Regions from separate parts of the Homo sapiens genome. Here region 1 is linked to region 2. The links are chromatin contacts, found by Hi-C or POLR2A ChIA-PET in ENCODE. All regions are on one chromosome and are shown on one strand. Each heading gives the region's core, a stretch centred on a gene start or an enhancer-like site at or near the end of the contact. The rest is flanking DNA. Distances are from core to core; before and after follow the strand shown.

What was found. Hi-C counts contacts between places; a loop is a spot of excess contacts on that map. ChIA-PET counts read pairs that join two places held with the same protein, here RNA polymerase II (POLR2A). Pooled maps may share reads with other maps.
Region 1: a pooled map shows a loop between it and region 2 (2.1-fold over the local background). The contact joins two enhancer-like sites. A Hi-C loop is called at or near these places in 2 of 50 pooled maps. POLR2A ChIA-PET finds 5 or more read pairs at or near these places in 3 of 52 experiments (Caco-2, GM12878 and H1).

What each region holds. Positions count from the first base shown.
Region 1 is chr3:57,063,958-57,071,608 of GRCh38, forward strand. All of the region lies in intron 1 of SPATA12 (spermatogenesis associated 12), which reads left to right. It also overlaps a transcript of ARHGEF3 not described here. Among named protein-coding and RNA genes, the nearest start is that of SPATA12, 7.1 kb to the left of the region's middle. RefSeq lists enhancers at 1-613, 4,753-5,132. Within about 2 kb of position 4,679, at least 18 of the 41 ENCODE cell types and tissues checked have a DNase peak (open chromatin) inside an H3K27ac peak, as active enhancers do.
Region 2 is chr3:56,968,404-56,976,268 of GRCh38, forward strand. It overlaps a transcript of ARHGEF3 not described here. Among named protein-coding and RNA genes, the nearest start is that of ARHGEF3-AS1, 32 kb to the left of the region's middle. Within about 2 kb of position 2,349, at least 5 of the 41 ENCODE cell types and tissues checked have a DNase peak (open chromatin) inside an H3K27ac peak, as active enhancers do.

The DNA of each region.
Region 1 (7,651 bases), core at 3,429-5,928, 98 kb after region 2:
TCTGCCTTAAAAAGGAGGGAAATTCCATGCCAGCTGTGCTGGCTCACGCCTGTAATCCCAGCACTTTGGGAGGCCCAGGGAGGGGGACTGCCTGAGCTCAGGGGCTCGAGACCAGCCTGGGCAACATGGCAAAACCCTGTCTCTACCAAAAATACAAAAAAATTAATTGGGCATAGTGGTGCATGCCTGTAGTCCCAGCTAACCCGGAAGCTGAGGTCAGAGGATTGCTTGAGCCTGGGGGGTAGAGGTTGCAGTGAGCTGAGATTGTGCCACTGCAGCAATCAGTGACAGAGTGAGGCCCCGTCTCAAAAAACAAAACAGAAAACCAAAAACCAAGAAGGAAATTCTTTCTTTTTTTTTTCTTTCTTTTTTTTTCTTTTTTTGGAGACAGGGTTTCCCTCTGTTATCCAGGCTGGGATGCAGCGGCAAGATCACGGCTCACTGCAGCCTCAACTTCCCTGACTCAAGTGATCCTCCCATCTCAGCCCCCAAGTAGCTGAGATTACAGGTGCATGCCACCACGCCCAGCAAATTGCTGTATTTTTTGTAGACAGGGTATCACCATGTTGCCAAGGCTGGTTTTGAACCCCTGGGCTCAACATCCGCCTCCTCGGTGCTGGGATTACAGGCATGAGCCACCATACCCAGCCCAAAGGAAGGAAATTCTGACACATGTTACAACATGGGTGAACCTTGAGCACATTATGCTGAGTGAAATAAGCCAGTCACAAAAGGACAAATATGGCATGATTCCACTTATATGAGGTATCTAGAACAGTCAAATTCAGAGACAGAAAGTAGAATGCTGGTCTCCAGGGACTAGGGGCAGGGGGGAATGGGAGTTGCTGTTTAATGGATACAGTGTTTCAGTGTCACAAGATGAAAAGCTCTGCAGATTGGTTGCACAATAATATCAGTATACGCAACACTACTGACCTGAAAACTTAAAAATAGTCAACACAGTAAATTTTACGTTATGTGTGTTTTATCACAATTTTTTGAGACACAATAGAAGGCAAAAAATTAGTAAGTCCAGAAAATTATTTCAAAAAGTTTTGCTCTAAACTGAAGAGAAATGGGTGTATAACTGTAGGGAGAAGTAGGGTGGAGAGAGGGTTCTGCTGTTTTTAAGTTGGGAGAAATAACTGCATGTTTATTTGCTGATGGGACCAATCCAGTAGGCCATGGTCTTAAATGTTGAAATTACTTGCAAAAGGCCGGGCGCAGTGGCTCACGCCTCACGCCTGTAATCCCAGCACTTCGGGAGGCCGAGGCGGGCAGATAACTTGAGGTCAGGAGTTCGACACCAGCCTGGCCAACATGGTGAAACCCTATCTCTACGAAAAATACAAAATTAGCCGGGTGTGATGGTGTGCACCTGTAGTCCCAGCTACTAAGGAGGATGAGGCAGGAGAATCACTTGAGCCCAGGAGGCAGAGGTTGCAGTAAGCTGAGATTATGTCACTGCACTCCAGCCTGGGCAACAGAGCAGGACTCCATCACAAAACAAAAAAAAAAGAAATTACTTGCAAAAGAAAAACTGTATTTTAGGATGATAAATATTCTGGAACTAGTGGTGATATCTGCACTACCGTATGCATGTGCTAAAAAACAGACTGGGTACTTGAAAAGGGTCAATTTTGTGGTATGTTAATTATACCTCAATAAAAATAAAAGCTATAATAAATGTTTAATGTCTTCCAAATACCATGTTCTCATACAGGCTGAGTTCCCACCCAGGCAGCCCCAGATACCTACAGTTTCTGTGGCCAGTGACCCACCACAGCTAGGTGGTAGCCTGCGGAACAGGAGAGGCAAGGTCATCCTCATTACGGCTGAGTCACAAATGCTGCATTAGCACACACAGCCCCCTACAGCTAGATCTACGGAGCATGCACCAATTTGTTGCAGATAAATGGCACCTTTTACTTAGGCCCATGAACTCTCAGGTCTTCAGTCTTAAAATGAAATCTAAGAGCTGGGCACAGTAATTCACATCTGTAATCCCAGCTACTCAGGAGGCTGAGGCAGGAGGATCACTTGAGGCCAGGAGGGCAACACAGTGAGACTCTGTCTCCAAAACAAAAAAAAAAAACCCTAAAATGTAAGAAAAAATCCTTTCAATCAGAACAAGAAACTCTGCACCCCCACTGCCAATCTGCCCACCCATCTGGTCCACCTGTAATTGCAAGAGAACAAGGGAGGGACTTATTTTGCAGTCAATCAAAGGGGAGGGAATTCTTTCCGAAATGTTCTCCTATCTGTACCAACAGCACACTTCCACTTCCAACCATTACACTTTTCCTTTCTTTCTTTTTTTTTTTTTCTGAAACAGAGTCTGACTCTGTCACCCAGGTACAGTGGCATGATCTTGGCTCACCGCAACCTCCGCCTCCCAGGTTCAAGCGATTCACCTGCCTCAGCCTCCCAAGTAGCTGGGATTGCAGGCACCCGCCACCATGCCTGGCTTAATTTTTGTATTTTTAGTAGAGACGGGGTTTCACCATGTTGGCTAGGCTGGTCTTGAACTCCTGACCTCAAGTGATCCATCCGCCTCGGCCTCCCAAAGTGCTGGGACTATTGGCGTGAGCCACCGCGCCCAGGCTTTTGCCTTTTTCCTTTCTTCTGAACAACCTCAAACAGTATTTTACCCACTGTGATGATTAATTTTATGTGTCAACTTGGCTAGACCATGGTAACCAGCTATTTGGTCAAACATTCTAGACATTTCTGTGAAGGTATTTTTTAGATGAGATTAACATTTAAATCAGTGGACTTAGAGTAAAGCAGATTATTCTCCATGATGTGGTGGGCTTTATCCAATCAGCTATAAGCCTTAATAGAAAAAGACCGACCTCCCAGAGCAGGAAGAATTCTACCCAGAGAGCCTTTGGGCTCACTGCAACTCTTCCCTGGGTCTCCGGCCTGCCAGTCTACCTTGCTGATTTTTGACTCACCTGGCCTCCACAATCACATGAGCCAATTCCTAAAAATCAACCTCTCAATAGATAGATGAGCGATTGATTGACACACATCCTGTTGGTTCTGTTTCTCTCCAAACCCTAATACACACCCAAAATAAGTGATTTTCCAATAGAAATTGTCTGTAAGGACCTGTACTTGCATGAAATTTCAAGTCACCAGATAAATGAATAAAAATATATTTTTTAAAAACCACAAAATATGGCAACCCAGAAAGAATAACATTTGTCGGCCAGGCGCGGTGGCTCACGCCTGTAATCCCAGTACTTTGGGAGGCCAAGGCGGGTGGATCACAAGGTCAGGAGATCGAGACTATCCTGGCTAACACGGTGAAACCCTGTCTCTTCTAAAAATACAAAAACAAAATTAGCCGGGCGTGGTGGCGGGCGCCTGTACTCCCAGTTACTCGGGAGGCTGAGGCGGGAGAATGGCGTGAACCCAGGAGGCAGAGCTTATAGTGAGCCAAGATTGCGCCACTGCACTCCAGCCTGGGTGACAGCAAGACTCTGTCTCAAAATAATAATAATAATAATAATAATAATAATAATAATATTTGTCTATATACTGATCAAAGCTATCATAGTAGATATATTTGTTTTCAAATGCAACTTTAGGGTGGGTGCAGTGGCTCACACCTGTAATCCCAGCACACTGGGAGGCTGAGGCCAGAAAATCACATGAGGCCAGGAGTTTGAGACCAGCCTGGGTAATACAGAGAGACCCAGTCTCTACAAAAAATTTAAAAAATTAGCCGGCGTGAGACCAGGCACGGTGGCTCATGCCTGTAATCCCAGCACTTTGAGAGGCCGAGGCGGGCGGATCATGAGGTCAGGAGATCGAGACCATTGGCTAACACGGTGAAACCCCGTCTCTACTAAAAAAAAAAAACAAAACAAAAAAATTAGCCAGGCAAAGTGGCGGGCTCCTGTGGTCCCAGCTACTCAGAAGGCTGAGGTAGGAGAATGGCGTGAACCTGGGAGGCAGAGCTTGCAGTGAGCCAAGATCACACCACTGCACTCCAGCCTGGGCGACAGAGCAAGACTCCGTCTCAAAAAAAACAAAAACAAACAAACAACAACAAAAAATTAGCCGGTGTGGTGGCATGCACCTGTAGTCCCAGTTACTCTGGAGGCCAAGGCAAGAGGATCACTTGAGCCCAGAGGACACTAGACACGCATAGGGTAACTATTGTTTCACCAAATAATTCAGATATGCGCGCACACACACATACACACACACACACACACACACCAGGTTACCAGGTTGCAGTCTATGTTTTACAATAGGTCACAGTCAAAAACATGGGAGAAGCCACCATACTCCACCACACAATAAATGCTTAATAAAATTTGGTAGCATCATCATTCTTATCTCACTCTAAAAGGTAATACGTTCATTTTCTTCATTAGCATTTATTATCACAATAAAATAGAGCTTCTAACACATTTATCAATGCTGCCACTCACTGCAGTGCTGTTTAAGAGTCATTGCACCTCCCTAAATTAACTTGCCAATTCTCTCGCCTCAAAAGGACTCAGGCAATCATTTAAATAATTTCTGACTCACAAAGCTGGCCAAGGATTAGCGAGGCCCTGCCCAGCCCAGAACACATGAAATGTGAGTGATTTGTTAAGAAAACCATTTGAGTTTGCAAGACTGCACAGGGCTTTTATAAAACTAAAGCCATGCTGGAGAGAAACAGTCCTCCCCACCCCCTTGGGAGATGTGTCATAGAGATAGGTCACACAAGGTCAGCCAAGCTGTACCTTCTGAGACTGGGCAGGAACTGAAGCGCCAAACCTCAACTGTGTAACGTGCTTCCTTGTTTTGGGGTTAGGTTATATCATTGTGTTTTTCCCCTAACTTTCCATGTGCACACACACGCACACACCCCCCTCACTAAAGGATGGAAACAAAATCCCTATGAACTGCCGGTTCCAACAACTTAAATAAGGGAATCTGCTAAGGCAAAAGATCTGATTTTTTTTTTTTTTTTTTCTGAGACCGAGTCTCGCTGTATCACCCAAGCTGGAGTGCTATGACGTGATCTTGGCTCACCGTAACCTCTGCCTCCCAGGTTCAAGCAATTCTCTGCCTCAGCCTCTCTCTAGTAACTGGGATTACAGGCACTCACCACCACGTCTGGATAATTTTTGTATTTTTAGCAGAGACGGGGTTTCACCATCTTGGCCAGGCTGGTCTTGAACTCCTGACCTCGTGATCCACTTGCCTCAGCCTCCCAAAGTGCTAGGATTACAGGCGTGAGCCACCACGCCTGGCCTAGATCTGAGATTTTGAAGACCTCAAAACATATATTCTATTGCATGTAAGTTTCTCTTCTCCCAGAAACAAACTAAAAACACAGTCCAAATTCATGCTTTTTTAAATTGCTTTTTTGAAACAACTGCAATAAATAACTCTAATCTCTGTCTCTCAAACACACACACACACACACACACACACACACACACATTGTTTGTTTAAAATGAGAGCTCCTCACCCCAGATGAGTTGAGGTATGAATGGATTTGAAGTTTCAAATGTAGTTTCCCAGGTTGTTCTTTAAGTTTAGAAAACAAGGTTCCAAGTGATACAAATATAGGCACTCCATTTTTTATTATTTCTTTCTTGAAAATAAAATCATGTATTTGTGCTGTGCCAAAGCATTACATCTGGAACACATAAGTACATGTCAGGGTGTAAACTAAGCTTTTTTTTTTCTTTTGAGACAGGGTCTTGCTCTGTCGCCAAGCTGGAGTGCATTAGTGTGAGCACAGCTCATTGCAGCGTCAAACAACGGGGCTCAAGCTATCCTCCCACCTTAGCCTTCCAAGTATGTGGGACTACAGACATGTGCCGTCACACCCAACTAATTTTTAATTGTTTTATAGAAATAGAGTCTCGCTTTGCTGCCCAGGCGGGTCTCAAACTCCTAGCCTGAGGCAATGCTCCCACTTCAACCTCCCAAAGTGCTGGGATTACAGGCATGAGCCACTGCGCCTGGCCTAAACTAAACTTTTAATATGTGATATTACTCCCTTTTTATTTTTATTCCATTCTTCAAACTATGATGTGAGTGAATTGGGGGTGAGGGGCTAAGATTGTTTTAGCAGCAGAACTCTTTCCTCAAATGAAATTGTACCCCTTTGCCCAACAGATAAAACAAGATAAAATGGAGCCTGGCTTCAATTCTCCTATCACCACCTGGTGCCTCCAGGGCTGTGGGGTCTCCCAGTTCCCACCACACTTCTCCAGGCATGAAGCAAGGGGTTATGGGAGTATCTTAGAGATCTCCATCCCATCCTTAGCATGAAGGAAAGCCAGATCTGTCATATGTGTGTCCAGGTGCCAGATGCACTCCCATTTCACAAATTCAGGAGTTAAATGTCTTACCCAAGCCTTAAATTAGACACTACAGTATACTGTGTTACTTTCTTCAAAAAGGAAAGAGACATTTACATCGCTGGAGTTTTGTCTGTGCAGTTTGATGGATGGGTCTCAGAGTGCCTACTCAGCAGACTCAATGACTAGGGAAGCTGAGTGAGCAGTGCCACCAGCAAAAAGGAATTTAGGTTCCACAGTTAATATTGTTAAGATGGCAAAACTCCCCAAGTGATCTACAGAGTCAATGTAACCCCTGTCAAAATCTCAGGTCTCTTTTTGCAGAAACTAACAAGCTGATCCTAAAATTCATAGGGAGATCCAGAACAGCCAAAATAATCTAGAAAAAGAAGGTCAGGCTGGGCACAGTGGCTAACACCTATAATCCCAGCACTTTGGCAGGCCAAGGTGGGAGGACTACTTGAGCCCAGGAGTTTGAGACCAGCCTGGGTAACACAGCCAGACCCAGTCTCTACCAAAAATAAATAAATAAAAATTAAAAATTAGCTGGGTATGGTTGCACACATCTGTAGTCCCAGCTACTTGGGAGGCTGAGGTGGGAGGATTGCTTGAGCCCAGGAGGTCGAGGCTACAGTGAGCAGTGATCATGCCACTGCACTTCAGCCTGGGTGACAGAGCAAGACTCTGTCACAAAAAAAAAAAAAAAAGAAAGAAAGAAAGAAAAAAGAAAAAGAAGGACAAAGTTGGAGGATTCATACTTCCTGATTTCAAAACTTACTACAAAGCTATAGTAGTCAAGACAGTATAGACAGCAATACTGGCATAAGGATAGACATATAGATGAATGGACTAGAATTGAGAATGCAGAAATAAATGCTTACATTTATAGTAAATTGATTTTTGACAAGAGTGTCAAAACAATTTAATGGGGAAGAAGAGTCTTTTCAACACATGGTTCTGGGACAACAGGATTTCCATATGCAAAAAATGAAGCTAGACCCCTACCTCACACCACATACAAACATCAAATCAAAACAGATCAAAGTTCTAAATCTAAGAGCTAAAACTATAAAACTCTTATAAGAATATATAGGCATATGGCTGGGCGTGGTGGCTCATGCCTGTAATCCCAGCACTTTGGGAGGCTAAGGTGGGCAGATCATGAGGTCAGGAGTTCCAGACCAGCCTGGCCAACATGGTGAAACCCCGTCTCTACTAAAAATACAAAAATCAGCTGGGTGTGATGATGCACACCTGTAGTCCCAGCTACTTGAGAGGCTGAGGCAGGAGAATCATTTGAAACCGGAAGGTGGAGGTTGTAGTGAGCC
Region 2 (7,865 bases), core at 1,099-3,598:
ATGATGGCTCACTGCAGCCTTGAACTCCCCAGCTCAAGTGATACTCCCGCCTCAGCCTCCTAAGACTACAGGCACACACCAGCACAACTAGCTTTTTTTTTTTTCTGTAGAGACGGGGTCTCCCTATGTTGCCCAGGATGGTCTTGAACTCTTGGGCTCAAGCAATCCTCCTGCCTCAGCCTCCCAAAGTGCTAAGATTACAGGTGTGAGCCACCATACCCAGCCTATTAGTCACATTTTAAAAGTAAAAAGGAATAGATAAGTTTAGTTTTAATAGTATAGTTTATTTAACCCAGTATATCCAGATATTATTGAACACATAATCAACAGGAAAAAAGTGTTAGAGATACTTTATTTTTTTTCATACCAAGCCTTCAAAATCCAATGTGTATTTTACACTTATGACACATCTTCATTGGCACCAGCCATGTTTTAAGTGCTCAGTTGTCACATGTGGCATGTGGCCATCATATTGAACAGCACAGTTATAGAAAAATAAGGCATTCCGTTTCCAATAACCTCTGACTGTGAAAATCCACTGCTCCATGTCTTAGCAGTTGGTGACAACCAAAATACATAAATTGAGAACCCCTGCTAAAAACGACGCATTCTCCAAAAGGATGTTAGTGTCCATCTGAATTCAGAAACGCTAAAAGGACAAAATATTTTACAAAGGCTTTAGAGAGGTAGTACTACATCTGTAAATACCAAATCATCTTTAGGTCACAAATGTATAAAGATCTACTTGAACAAAGCAACAAATGAAATTCTTCCCCTAAATAGGTAATATCCCAAACAAATACATGTGCATAGTTTGCAAATAATATAGGACTACCCTATTCAAAACAATTCCAGAATTAACTAGAGACGAGATCGAAATGATTTTTTAAATCCATGAAATTATATTTGTAGTTCCTCTTCTGTAAAACGCTTGTTCAGTTCATTTGCTCATTTATATAAAGAAGTGTTCTTTTTTTCTTATTGATTGATCAATAAGAATTTTTCATATATTCAGGACATAGCATGTAGCAATGTGTCTGGCACATGGCTGGTATTATAATAACCCTATTGAAAAGGTACATATAAGGGCCGGGCGCGGTGGCTCACGCCTGTAATCCCAGCACTTTGGGAGGTCGAAGTGGGCAGACCACAAGGTCAGAAGATCAAGACCATCCTGGCCAACATGGTGAAATCCCATATCTACTAAAAATACAAAAATTAGCTGAGCATGGTGGCTCATGCCTATAATTCCAGCTACTTGGGAGGCTGAGGCAGGAGAATTGCTTGAACCAGGGACCGAGATCGCACCACTGCACTCCAGCCTCGGTGACAGAGTGAGACTCCGTATCAAAAAAAAAAAAGAAAGAAAAAGAAAAGAAAAGGTACATATGAAACGTTCATCAACTAATGGATAAACAAAATGTGATATATCCATACAACAGAATATTATTCAACCATTAAAAAAAGAATGAAGTACTGATACATGCCACACCATGGAAGAATCTTGAAAACATGCAAAGTGAAAGAAGCCAGACACAAGGGATACATATTATATGATTCCATTTATGTGAAATGTCCAGAATAGACAAATCCATAGAGTCAGAAAGTAGATTAGCTCCAGAAGCTGGGGGAAGAGGAGGAATGAGGAGTGACTGCTTAATGAGTACACAGATTCCTTTTGGGGTGATGAAAAGGTTCTGGAATTCGATAGTGGTGATGGGTGCACAACCTTGTGAATGTACTTAATGCCATTGAATTATTATACATTTTTAAATAGTTGAAATGGTAAATATGGTAATGGTTTAAATGGTTGCAATGGTAATATTTTATGTGTATTCTACTACAATTTTTGAAAAGTGAGGGTGAAATAAAAATATTTTCGGGCAAAATAAAAGAAACATATTTAATGGAAAAAATCCACACGGAATAATGATGTGAAATAAAATCCTATTAACTACTCCAGAAGAGAAAATTCAGTAAATAAGCTGAGAAAGCAAGCATTTTAATGTGGCCTGGGATTTGATGGAAGCGGCTTAGTGGTGGAGTTTTATCAGTACTTGTGAGAAATCAGTCCTACAAGTCCATTTCTGAGGCATATATTTACTTGAGTCACTCAACGATGATAAGAACTCCCACACCTTCTGGCTTTCTGCATGTCCTCCCACTCCCACTTCCCCCTCCAACCCCTGCACTGTCTCTGTGCTCAGAGATTCAGCAGCAACAGCTGGTCTGTCTTCTGCTCCCACTTAAGAGCCATTTTGCTGTGTTCCCCTTCTGTATTTTAGCTTCCTGCGAAGCTTGTATCTTTAGAACAACTTTTCATGCGTGCAATCTCCCAGAAGGAGAACTGCAATAGTCACTGTCAGTGCTTCCTGAGTGCTGCCATACAGGGGCGGCTTCGCCCAGTAGTTAAGAGCACAGAAGCTGGAGCCGGCTCTGCAACTCACCACCTGTGTAGCGCTGGACAAGTGACTTAATATCTCTGATTCCTAGTTCCTCCATCTGTAAAATGAAGGTACTAACAAGACCCCCCTCTCACAGGGCTGTTGTGAGGAGTAGAGGAGTTAATATACGTAAAGCTCTTAGTGACTGGAGCACAGAAGGGACCCTGTAAGAGAGCCCTCTTCCAGGGAACCAGCTCTGGAAAGCCAGGGACTATCTGGTTTAGACTCGCTGCTGTCACTGCACTCCTTGCAGCTAATAGGAGCTTAATAAATAATGAGAATGAATTCATGGTGCGGCCCTCAGTAAGTCTGTGGTCACCAATACACAGGGTAGGCTTCCATACACGATGAAAGAACATGAATACAACATATGCACTTCAGAGAGAGACAGAGAAGAACATGCATAGTGGAAGCCATCTCATGGGGTCTTCTAAGCGCCCGGCAGGGACCCCGAAGCAAGCCTGACATGGGGCTGTGGATCTGTATTCACCCCAGTCATCTCCTTTTCCCCAGGCGTCTCTCAGGCCGTGCTGGATCCTTTATAAATAAGCACTTTTGGAACAAAAAGGCCCTCAAATGCCAACCAACTTCTCAGTCTGGTCTGGAGCTGTCCAAATGAACAGCATTGAAGAGGATACCGGCCATGAGGGATTTAATGAGAGATGGACAGTCAGGCCCCAACATGACCCTTTCCCAGGGCTTTTAAGAGCACTTTGGGTTAAGGCCGGGCGCGGTGGCTCACGCCTGAAATTCCAGCACTTTGGGAGGCCGAGGTGGGTGGATCATGAGGTCAGGAGATCGAGACCATCCTGACTAACACAGTAAAACCTCATCTCTACTAAAAATACAAAAAAAAAATTAGTGGGCATGGTGGCGGGCAACTGTAGTCCCAGCTACTCGGGAGGCTGAGGCAGGAGAATGGCGTGAACCCAGGAGGTGGAGCTTGCAGTGAGCTGAGATGGTGCCACTGAACTCCAGCCTGGGCAACAGAGCGAGACTCCATCTCAAAAAATAAAAAAAAATTTTAAAAAGCACTTTGGGTTATACATGATTTTCACCTTACTAACCCCACCTGGTGTGGTTCCCTTGTCTCCTCATCCAGGAGAGAGTATCTGCCCCACAGCACATTCATATCCCAGACACTCCTGAGAGACCTTATCTCATCATAACAAACGCACCAGGACTCCTATCTATTTCCTTATTTCAAGTCCATGGATGGGCCTTGGGTTGCTCATTCACATTTCTGTGTGTTGGTCAGCTACGATAAACACTTCTAGAACCAATTCAGGCCACCACAGGGAGAGAACGGTAACCCAAGGTGGTCAGAAGCATGGGCTCTGCAGTCTCCAAGACCTGGGTTCAAGCCCAAGTCCATCAAATTACTTTGGACAACTTATACAACTTTCCCAGTCTTCAGCTTCCAACTTGAAAATGGATATGATAAGACTTAGACCTCCTAGGGTTGCTTTGAGAAGTAAATAAATAATTCCTATAAAGCACTGCGCCAACTACCTGGTTCACACCAAGTACATAATAAATGTTGGCTTTAAACATTTGCTGAGTGTCTACCATGTGCTAGGCATTATTTTAGGCATAGGGATACAGCAGAGGAAAAAATATAGTTCCTCTTCTCTCAGAGCTTACATTAGAAGGTGATAAATTCTATGGAGAAGGACAAAGCAGGGTAGGGGATCGGGGGTGGTGGGAGTAGCTGATATTTAGTATGGAGTGCCCAGGGCAGGCTTCTCCCTGCAAGAGCCGGAAGCCTGTCTTAGGTGGACAGGATAGCTCATGCAAAGTTCCTGGGGCACGGCTGAGGGGCAGCAAAACCAATATGGCTGGAGTGGGGTAAGCAGTGAGCAAGAGCGGAGAGTCACAGAAGGAGCTGAAACCAGATGGCAAGGGTCTCACAGATTACTGCAAGGTCTCTGGATTTTAGTCCAAGGGAGAGGGGAGGCCACTGGAGGATTCCGAGCAGAAAACAAACCTGACCTAAGTTTTAAAAGGATTGCTGTCAATGTTGTATGGAGACAGAAGCTCCAGGTGGCGAGACGGGGGCAGGGAGGAGGTGAGGAAGTTCCTACAGCAGCCCAGATGAGGGATGGCAGGGACTTGGAACAAGATGGTGGCAGTGGGGGTGGTGAGGAGTAGTGGAATGGTGAACAGTTTTTTTGTTTTTTTTTTTTTGAGATGGAGTCTCGCTCTGTCGCCCAGGCTGGAGTGCAGTGGTGCGATTTTGGCTCACTATAAGCTCCGCCTCCCGGGTTCACACCATTCTCCTGCCTCAGCCTCCCGAGTAGCTGGGACTACAGGCACCCGCCACCACGCCCGGCTAATTTTTTTGTATTTTTAGTAGAGACGGGGTTTCACCGTGTTAGCCAGGCTGGTCTCGATCTCCTGACCTCGTGATCCGCGCGCCTCGGCCTCCCAAAGTGCTGGGATTACAGGCGTGAGCCACCGCGCCTGGCATGATGAACATATTTGAAGGCAGGAATAACACTATCTACTGTGGATTAAGTACAGAAGGTGAAATAAGAGCAGTAAAGGATGCTGCTCTAAAGAAATTTAGCCTGAACAATGGGAAGATAGCAAAGGGCTATGGGAAGAGCAGATTTGGGGACAAAAATCAAGAGCAGACATATAACATTGAAATAGTATGGACCTCCAAATAGAGATGTGGAATTAGCTGCTAAATATAAGGAGACTATTTTCAGAAATCATCAGCTTGCAGACATGAGAAGAGCCCCATGAGGGTAGGAGGAAAACCAAGAGAGGGACAACGCGGAGGCCAAGTGAAGACAGTGCTTCAAAGAGGGAGACTCTACTATTTCACCAAGCAGGAGGATGGAGAGGTGCCCACCAAATTTGGCAAAGCAGAGACCCCTGGTGACTTGACAAGAAAACATTAGTGAAATGGAGAAAGAGAGCTTAGAGATACTTGTCCAAAGATACCTAAGAAGCATTATTCATATAAAATACAAATTGACAGAGAGCTTAGGTATTGGTCAGTCCACCGAAGTCATTAAAATATGAGCTCCAACCAGACTAGGCAAGATAGCGAAAGCCTGTCTCTACAAAAAATAAAAAAATTAGACAGTTGTGGTGGTGCATACCTGTAGTTCCAGCTACTTGGGAGGCTGAGGTGGGAGAATTGCTTGTGCCCAGGAGGTGGAGGTTGCAGTGAGCTATGATCGCACCACTGCACTCCAGCCTGGGCGACAGATCAAGACTCTGTCTCCAATATATGTATATATTGAGCTCCCTGAGAACAGCCACTTCATTATCTTTTTAACATTTTATCCCCACCCTCTAGACATATGGTAGATGCTCAATAACTATTTGTAAGACTTTTTTGAACTTTCTTGACATCTGCAGCCAAATGGTACAGGCCAATGGGAAATTTCCATCCCTAACAGTATGGTGTGGGAGACAATGAGGAATATAATATACTAGTTATATAAATATCGAATTTTTCATGCTCTTCCCTTAACTAAAGAAACTAAAATTAATACTACTTGGTATTTCTTCAGCATACACACACAAAAAAAGTGTTTCCCAGTTACTACCTCATTTGGCATTCTCATCTGCATCATCAGCGGATAGATGGCAGCACCAAGCTTTCAAACACCTAAGCTCACTGTCAGCTGGTCTAATTAGCAAAAATTACAGAACATTTTTGAAGGGATGTTTTGTAAGAGGTCTTCTGGAAATCTAATTTAAGAAAATCAGTTTTCCATATTCAAAGTGCTGACCCGCAAATGTTTCTGAAGTGTCCAGAAGTTGCTTTTAAAAGCAAAGGGATCGTTCTCCCTCTCCCCTCCCCCTGCCCCCCACATCCATCTGAATCATCGCACGTTTTCAATGGCAAAGGCTTCATTACATCCTAAGGAAATCCACATCCTGCACCTCCAGGTCACAGCCTGGCAGAGAGCAGCCTCACGTCCCTCCGGAAAGGATAATTAGTTTTCTACCCTTTAATCAAGGAGCAGCAGATTGTTATTTTTCTAAAGTTTTGCCTGGGGAGAGCCTGTTCTTTCCCGAGAGTGTATTTTTCTAACCAGGACTCCTTGTTTGTGCTCTGCCTTCCCACGCACCGACACTGAGGGCCCCTCCTCCTTGTTTGAAATAAGACCAAAGCTCTCCACTGATGAGACGGATGTGGGATCAGGTCATGGGCTCCCTAACTCATCAGCACCACTGCCCATTATCATATGGACTGGGGGTACCCTCAATCTCTCTGTCATAGAGAACGTTGTCAAGGGTTCACTGTTTAAAAAGAACCAGTTCTGGCTGAGTGCGGTGGCTCACACCTGTAATCCCATCACTCTGGGAGGCCGAGGCAGGCGGATCATTTGAGGTCAGGAGTATGAGACTAGCTTGGCCAACATGGTGAAATTCCGTCTCTACTAAAAATTCAAAAATTAGCCGAGCGTGGTGGTGCTCACCTGTAGTCCCAGCTACTCGGGAGGCTGAGGCAGGGGAATCGCTTGAACCCAGGAGGTGGAGGTTGCAGTGAGCCAAGATTGCACCACAGCACTCCAGCCTGGGCAACAGAGCAAGACTCTGTCTCAAAAAATAATAATAATAATAAATAAAAAATAAAGAACCAGTGCTTACAGAGGGCTCACTGTGTCATAGCCAGACACTGTTCTGAATGCTAAATAAATACTAACTCATTTTGTCCTCAAAAAACTTTTATGAGTAGATATATTTGTTACTCCCACTTTACAGGTGAAAAAACTGAGGCTCAGACAGGTTAAGTGACTTGCCCAAAATCACACAGCTAGTAGGCATCAGAGTGGGATTCAAACCCAGGCAATCTGGCTCTAGAGTTGATGAACAGAGAAACAGATGTTAAAACCATTGCAGAAGCAGCCACAACAGAGGAAAGGAGATGGAAACTCAAACACTTACTATGTACCAGGCGCAGAGCCAATACTGAGTTGGTTCTCTTTACATGAAGTATAACAGGACTTAAAAAAAAATAATAAAAACAATAAAGATCAGAGATTAGTCTTATTCACTGGTTTTTCTACATCTGCAAATAAAAATATCCATGGAGATTAATGGTAAACTTTTCTGTGTGCATATTATACTTTTAATAGAAGGGTAATTTCAATTTAAAACATTTAATGGCTCAGTTTTCTTAACATTTTAAAGAGATTTCGATCAAATAATCAACGCTTAGAAGGTGTTTTTTGTTGTTGTTGTTGAGACAGAGTCTTGCTCTGTTGCCCAGGCTGGAGTGCAGTGGCGCAATCTTGGCTCACTGCAACCTCCACCTCCTGCGTTCAAGCAATTCTTCTGTCTCAGCCTCCCGAGTACCTGGGATTACAGGCGACCACCACCACACCTGGCTAATTTTTGTATTTTTTAGTAGAGACGGGGTTTCGTCATGTTGGCCAAGCTGGTCTTGGACTC